Linked DNA regions of Mus musculus: all the other regions are linked to region 3. The links are chromatin loops, found by intact Hi-C in ENCODE. Cell type or tissue: left cerebral cortex. All regions are shown on one strand.

The links. Hi-C counts contacts between places; a loop is a spot of excess contacts. Peaks named below come from ENCODE experiments on the same cell type or tissue, not always from the same donor. Only the 100,000 strongest peaks of a DNase experiment are listed, where the experiment ranks them.
Region 1: it touches region 3 in a loop (4-fold over the local background); 4 of 42 quality-filtered maps call a loop at or near these places.
Region 2: a loop joins it to region 3, with 2.4 times the contacts of the local background. A loop is called at or near these places in 3 of 42 quality-filtered maps.

Annotation. Positions count from the first base shown.
Region 1 is chr8:121,649,767-121,652,266 of GRCm38, forward strand. Zcchc14 (zinc finger, CCHC domain containing 14) reads right to left here and starts at 2,167. Exons shown (of 13, transcript NM_080855.2): 1 at 1,959-2,167. The coding sequence starts at 2,135. In left cerebral cortex, no CTCF peak of the experiment used is centred here; DNase peaks (open chromatin) are centred at 581, 1,323, 1,834 and 2,271; H3K4me3 peaks cover 2,500 bases; H3K27ac peaks cover 1,156 bases.
Region 2 is chr8:121,783,081-121,785,580 of GRCm38, forward strand. It overlaps Jph3 (junctophilin 3), which reads left to right. Exons shown (of 5, transcript NM_020605.3): 4 at 1,480-2,348. Among named protein-coding and RNA genes, the nearest start is that of Klhdc4, 45 kb to the right of the region's middle. In left cerebral cortex, no CTCF peak of the experiment used is centred here; a DNase peak (open chromatin) is centred at 985; H3K27ac peaks cover 2 bases.
Region 3 is chr8:121,728,365-121,730,864 of GRCm38, forward strand. Jph3 (junctophilin 3) reads left to right here and starts at 2,195. Exons shown (of 5, transcript NM_020605.3): 1 at 2,195-2,500. The coding sequence starts at 2,259. Gm46065 (predicted gene, 46065) reads right to left here and starts at 2,113. Exons shown (of 3, transcript NR_165833.1): 1 at 1,433-2,113. In left cerebral cortex, no CTCF peak of the experiment used is centred here; DNase peaks (open chromatin) are centred at 1,535, 2,055 and 2,463; H3K4me3 peaks cover 1,128 bases; H3K27ac peaks cover 827 bases.

The DNA of each region.
Region 1 (2,500 bases), 79 kb before region 3:
CTTTGGGGAACAGTCCCTTCGGGAGTGACTCAGAGCCAGGGAAAAGAAAGAGAAATGGACCTGTTTGGATCTGAGCAAGTGAGACCCAGCCTTCATTGCTAAGTCAAGAGCCCCTGTGCCAGGGCCAAACAATGTCCCCCAACTTTCTAAAGAAAACCCCAGCCCTATCAGCCACAGGATTCCTGAAAACTGCAACAGCTGCAAGCTCAGGACGAGAGCCGTTCGGGCAGACAACGCATGGCTCCACAGAACCACTGACAGCCAACATGGCCGGGAAAAACACGGGGAGCACAGCTGCCAGCTGCCCTGTCACCTCTGGAGGACTTCAGCCCAGCCTCCTACAGCACAGGAGACCAAGGCGGGCGACCAGTGCCCAGACCCTGGGGACTAGATTAACTCCATCTCGCCGTGGACTTTTGCCTGAGACAAAGGCCATCTTATACAGGCATTGTGAGGGCTGGCTGCAGTGGGGTGGGGCTCAGTGGCCAAGCACCTGCCTGGCATGCACAAGCTCCAGGCTCCATCCCTAGTACTGTGTGGGTGGGAGAGGACCCAAGACATTTGTTCTAGACACTTCTACTCTGAATTCACTGCCCTGTTAAAAACCAGTCCCCATCTCCTACAGAGCAACCCGGACCTGATGCGTCTGAGCTTCACTCACACAGGGGTCTGGCAGCCCAGGTTGGGAGACAGCAAGCTCCTGCTCGTGGATGAAACTAACCGCAGCTGAGGAGACCACAGAGAGGTGACAGCTGGCTGGCCTGAAGAACTTAACTTTCCTTGGGCCCTGCCTTTCTTGTTGACAGTTGCCTCGCATGCAAGAGGGAAGTGAGGTGGCAAAGTGTATGTATGTAAGAAAAAAGAAGAAGAAAAACCCAAAAAGCTAACCGAAGTCTCAGAGGCAAACGTCAGTGAAAAGATAAGACGCCACAGAAACCCATTCAGGAACCACAACCACTTCTTAGAGGAAGACATTAAAAAGAAGCCACAACTCAAGGTTCAAAGAGAGCTGAAAGAAAAACCGACGGAAGCCCCGACGACCTCACCTTGTTCACCTTGGACAGGGGAAGCTGAGTTAAGAGTTTAAACTTCAAAAGGCTCAGACTGTGGAGCAGCTGGGCAGGAGGCCCGGATGTGGCCTCTGACTACCAAGGACATGGTGTGGGACCTCAATGGCCCTTGGCACTGGTGAGCCTTTCTCTCACAAGAAACCTGGGTTCTTGGCTCCAGGGCTGCTGCCGGCCTCCAAAGGCCCAAATGCACACCGACTCCATCATCCACAACTCCGGGCTGCAGCTGAGAGGGATGGATACTAAAGAAATGAACTCCATCTGCTAGTCACCATGGCCCCCAACCACCCAGCCTTCAGCTTCCACGAGAACCACGTGCTTTACCAGTCCTCAAACATTCGGGCCACAGCTGGCATTTCTGAGTGGACAGTCAAGCTGCCCTTCCTGCCCAGCAAGCTGACATTATCATCCTAAGACCAGATCCCACCTCAGTGAGCTTGGGTTCTCCCCGATGGTGGATCACCACTGACAGCATACCCGCAGACCCGCTGAGGCTGCAAAGCCCCTGTCAAGAGCCAGGCTCTCCAGACAGACACGCTTAGCAGCGTGCACAACCCCCACGATCGCACACGCAGACACGGGTTCCTGTACATCGTACCCCTGCCATGCACGCCCGGGGACACCTGACCCAGACAGGCAGGTGGCAGGGCCCACCTGCGCCCAGGTTCCAGGTCGGTGCAAGTGGACATATCGTTGAGTGTTATGTCACCTAAGAACCGGGATTGACAGGACAAAGGCCTTCTCGTGTCCCCAGCCTGGGCCGTGACACCGAACACACAAAGGGGGCCGCGCGCTGACGCAGGCCTCCGGGTCCCTTAGTAGGTCATCTCCAGGCTGGCCGGTAAAGGACCCCAGCCGCGCTGCCCCACCGCGCGCGCTTGCGCTCACCTTGTGGCAAGCCGAGCAGGTGGGCAGCGCGCCGCTGGGCCCGGGCGCGCTCTTGCCACCGCCACCACCGCCGCCGCCGCCGCCACCGCCGCTGTTCAGGCTGCTCTGGATCTGTGTGAGCTCCTGGCGCAGCACCTGCTTCTGGTGGAAGCTGAAGGCCGGGTGGTTAGAGGCCATGGTGAAGAGCAGGAGGAACTCATCGCCCGTGCGACCCTCGTTGAGCTGCAGCCCGTAGTTGTGGATGATGGAGTCGGTGTGCGTGAGCGTGCGGTACAAGACGCCCGCCGCCTCGCGCTGCTCCGAGCCCAGCAGGGCCAGCGACACCAGCAGCTTGCTGCGCACCACCTCGTCCGTCAGGTTGGTGAGGCTGCCCAGGTCGGCCGGGTTGTTGGCCTTGATCTCCGAGTCGCGCAGCGAATGGTAGTCCTTGCGTGCCAAGTCCTCCAGGCACGAGCCGAGGAAGCGCAACTCGAGCGGGATGCACAGGTCCAGCAGGCCGCACAGGAACTCCACACGCTGCGGCGACGGCAGTTCAGAGAACC
Region 2 (2,500 bases), 55 kb after region 3:
CTCTGGTAGCCCACCGAGCCCTGGCCACCAGCACATCTCTCAGATGTTTCTGGTTTAGAGGGAGGAGGTGGCCATCAACTCTCTGCACACAGTTTCTCTCACCCAGCAGCTCTTAGCTTAAAGAGACAGACAGACAGACAGACAGACAGGAACAAAGAAAGGAAGCAAGCAAGCCCTGGATTCCAGTGGAGAGGTTAGTCAGACTGAGGTGGCTCTTGCTTAAGTCGGTGGGCCGCAGGTAATCTGCCCCACATTCAGACTGCTAAGCACGGAACTGACCCCAAGCCAGGTGAACCACATGTAGAATATGTAGGTCAACAAACATGTTAGTAATTCCCGCAGGTCCCCAGGCTCCAGTCTGCTGCTGGTTCCTTCCTGGGATCCTACTATACTATACTGTCCCTACTATGCTCTCCCTAGAAGCTTGAGTTGGAGGGGACTCCATACTAGCTGAGGCACTTCTGTGTGGAATGGTGACCAAGAGATTTATCCACCAGACATTCTGATGATCTTGGACAAAACCCATAAGAGCCAGCCCTGTCCACAGCTGGACCTTTGCCTACCAGATGTGTGCCCTTATGCCCCATGTACATGGGCCTTGGAGCACCCAGCTGTCCCAGGATAGCGGTTCTTCTGGGGAGACCTAAGCTCCTGTCTATTTTCTGTTCAGAGATGTCTCCTTGAGAGAGTCTATGAGAATATCCTTCAACTTGCAGTACCTCAGCTGTCCCCTTACTGGGACAGGACTAGACCGTGGGACTTGGCTGATGCAGAACCCCTTCCTGGCTGTTGCTCTCTATGGTCTCTGGCCAATGGCTGCTGCCTGGGAGGCTGCCATGGCCTCCTCTCTCCAGTATTGTGTTACTTCCAGGTGCCCTTACATTCCTTCTGTGATTCACTTCTAAAAACATCACCGAAGCGTTTATCAGCTAGGGGCAGAAGGCTGCCCTCCCTTGGGCTGGCTGCTTGGGGAAGACCCTGGTGGCCAGTCCCTCTGAGACTGTCTGAAGCCACAGGGCTGGAAGGAGGGATACAGGATGAGTCAGAGCAGTGCCCGGAGCATAGAAGCTGATTCCTTACTTATCCTTAAAGCCGGCACAGCCATGGACCAGGACTTGAGGCAGGAATAAAGGCATTGAGATGAATTTGCCCCAGTTCCCTTCTTGGTCTTCCGGAGACACGGGCTTTGCAGCTGATTTCAGCTGAGCATGATCTCCATGGTGCTGGTGGGCAGGCACAAGTCTCCCTGTAAGGTGTAGAGCACTCTCACCCTTTTGAAGAAGGCCACAGGGCACACAGCAGGCTCATGCCCTCACTATCCAGGTCCCCGTTTCCCACCTAAGAGACTCTGGTGACAGAAAGTACTTTGCTTTAAGGTCCTACCAGTTATCTTTGCTGAGTGACCCAACCCACGCTGGGCGCAAGACCTCTCTGCAGTGGGCTCCATGTAACTCTGAGCGCTTTTGTCTCCCACCCAAGGGCTTGAGTACCAGAGGCCAAAGCACCAGATGTCCTGCGATGATATCGAGGTGCTCTCCACCGGGACACCCCTACAGCAGGAGAGCCCCGAGCTGTACCGAAAGGGCACCACCCCTTCTGATCTGACCCCTGACGACAGTCCCCTGCAGAGCTTCCCCGCCAGCCCCACATCTACCCCTCCGCCAGCTCCTGCCTCCAGGACCAAGATGGCCCACTTCTCCAGGCAGGTCTCCGTGGACGAGGAGCGAAGCGGGGACATCCAGATGCTCCTCGAGGGCCGCGGAGGGGACTATGCCCGCAACAGCTGGGGCGAGGAGAAGGCTGGGGCCTCTAGGGGTATCCGCAGCGGTGCCCTACGCAGCGGCCAGCCCACTGAGGACTTCCGCACCCGGGGCTCAGGCCACAAGCAGCCTGGGAACCCCAAGCCCCGGGAGCGGCGGACGGAGTCCCCCACCACGTTCTCATGGACTTCCCACCACCGGGCAGGCAATCCCTGTTCTGGGGGCCCCAAGCTGCTAGAGCCAGATGAGGAGCAGCTGAGCAACTACAAGCTGGAGATGAAGCCCTTACTGAGGATGGATGCCTGTCCACAGGATACGCACCCACAGAGACGGCGTCATAGCCGGGGTGCTGGGGGGGACAGGGGCTTCGGGCTACAGAGACTGAGGTCCAAGTCCCAAAACAAGGAGAACCTTAGGCCAGCCTCCTCTGCAGAACCCACGGTGCAGAAACTCGAGAGCCTGCGGCTGGGGGACCGGCCCGAGCCCCGTCTGCTGCGTTGGGACCTGACCTTCTCCCCACCCCAGAAGTCCCTGCCTGTTGCACTCGAGTCTGACGAGGAGACTGGAGATGAGCTCAAGTCCAGCACGGTGAGTGGCGCCCACCCCTTGCTGGGCAGAGGAAGTGGGACCAGAGCCACCTCGTGTTCCCTCTGCTTTCTGTGGATTTCCTTGCCAGGGGTTGGGGTGTGGATGTCTATGGGAAGGAAGCAGAGATACTGTGTCATAGGGACCACACTTGC
Region 3 (2,500 bases):
CTGGCTGGAGACCAGCATCACTTACCAGAGGGAATGTATTTGCCATGCAGTGCTGTGTGAGCAAGGGCTGCAGAGTCAGCAAAAGGGGGGCAGGAAATAAAATGGAAGACACAGTGTGTTGCCAGGCATGGTTTATCCCTACAGTGTAGGGGAAGGAGTGGCAGGTTGAGAGCTCAGCCTCCCCATCACGATCCCAGTGACAGTCCTACTCCCTCACCCTCACTGGATGCTGGATACCTGGTCCTTGGATTCTCACTGGGACTCAACTAGAACTGTTAGTCCCATTTTACAGGTCAGGCAACTGAGCACAGAGACATGAAGTGGCTACCCAAAGCCACACAGCCTGGAATCAGGATGTGAAGCCCAGCCTATAGAAGATGAGTCTGTGGCCCACTTGACCACATCCTCGTAATAAGCTAACAGACTCATCCCACTGGCTCATAGTCCATTAACACATTGGAACACACAGAAACAAAGTCTGGGAGATTGGAGATTTTCTGCCCTCCAGGTATACGGCAGGCTGATGTGTGTCTGCTTGGTGATGGTGGGCTATGCATGCTAACTTCCAATCAAGTCCAAGATGTGATGCACCCTGAAGTCCACCATAGGCCATTTGAAGGCAAACCCTGACTCAAGGACCAGAGTGGCTGGAAACCTCGGATACAGAACAGGAACTGACAGCTTCTCAAAGCCTTTGGGGAGAAAAGAGGATGCCACCATCTGACTGGTGGGCCTTAAGGAGAGGTTGTTGTGCTTAAGACAAGGAGTTGGGGTTGGGGTTGAGATCTGGGGTTCTGGAAGCGCCCCGATGACCCCGGCTGGCTGCAGGTGCCACCATGCACCTCTTTTGCTCCCAGTCAGGGACTCCCCACCACCGGGGCTTACTGGGTCTCTTGTCACCACCAACCCCCACTAACCCCAACCCTGTGCAACTGTGAAGCCATGCAGACCCCCTCCTCCTCAGCCCACTGCAATGCCCGCTGCCATTCCCTGCATGCAGTCCGGGAGGGCAGGGGATGTGGGCTCCTGTCTTCGGATTGATGGTCCAGGAAATGCATTTTCAATTAGTCCCATGATGCTAGCATCTCTTGGTGGGGGTGGGTAATGAGAGAGAGAGAGAGAGACAGAGAGAGACAGAGAGAGAGAGAGAGAGAGAGAGAGGGAGAGAGAGAGACCTAGTAACCGCGGAGTGGTAACCCCAAAGAGCGACAGCTTCTGGAGTGGGGGGGATACCTGTTGGCCAGGGCGCAAGGCCCACGGGATTGGGGTGGCTTTGCTCCAAGATGCAAACGTGTGACCCAACTTTCTATTAATTTTTAGAGGGGCTAAACGCTATTCGCTAAAGGTGTGTTTTCGAAGGTGAGCGCCTCCCCGGGGACCCCCCAGCGGCCCTGAAAGAAGGAGGAGAGAGTGTGTCACAGGGAGAAACCACCTGTGGTTGGCAGGAGCCTCTCAGTCAAGTCGTGGCCCGCACGGGCCGCGGTGCGGGTGTCCCCGGAGGTAGCGGGGTGGGGACCGCGCGGCCCTCGATTGCCTGCGGCGCCCGCGCCTCCTCCCGGCTCCCCACCGCGGCGTGCGCTCGCGGTGCCCGGTTCCTTCCCGTTACGCAGTTCCTGTCCCTTTAAATCCCAGCCCCTGGCAGCGGAGACTGGGGCGCGCCGGCCGGACCCCGGGCCAGGGGAGGGGCAGGGCGCCCCGGGGTCCTCGCGTGCGCGCGCGCGCGCCCGCCAGCGCCCCTCTCCAGGCGGCCGCGCGCTTGCCGGGGCTCGGAGCGCAAGCCGCCGCCGCAGTGCCGCTGCCCGGTCCGGCCGGGATCGGTGCAGCCGCGCGCGCCGCCGCCCGCGGGCCCCGCCGCCCGGGCCTGAGCCGCGCCCCGCGCCCTCCCGCTCCCGGGGCGCGCGGCGAGGGGCCCTGGCGGCGAGGTGGAGCCGCGGGCACCAGCCGCTCCCCCGCCCTGCGCCGCCCCTCCCCCGCCTCCTCCCGGTCCTGTCTCCAGCGGGAGCGCGAGACGCTGGTCAGGCTCCGGCGCAGCTCGAAAATGAACAATCGCCGCTGGCGGACCTAGACGCCGCCGCCGGTCCGCGCGCGGGGTCGCGGGCGTGCTTCGTCCTCCCCCCCCCCACCCCCCCGAAAAGAGCATCGCAACAAAAAGCCAGCCAGCCAACCAAGACTCCGGTTTGTTGATCGCCTTGTTTCTTTTTTTTTTTTTTTTTTTTTTTTTTTCACCGCTTGCGGGATTCGCAAACCGCGTTACATGCATGTCCAGTGGGGGTAGGTTTAATTTTGACGATGGAGGGTCCTACTGCGGAGGCTGGGAGGACGGCAAGGCGCACGGCCATGGCGTCTGCACCGGCCCGAAGGGCCAGGGCGAATACACCGGCTCGTGGAGCCACGGCTTTGAGGTGCTGGGCGTCTACACCTGGCCAAGCGGCAACACGTACCAAGGCACCTGGGCGCAGGGCAAGCGCCACGGCATCGGCCTGGAGAGCAAGGGGAAGTG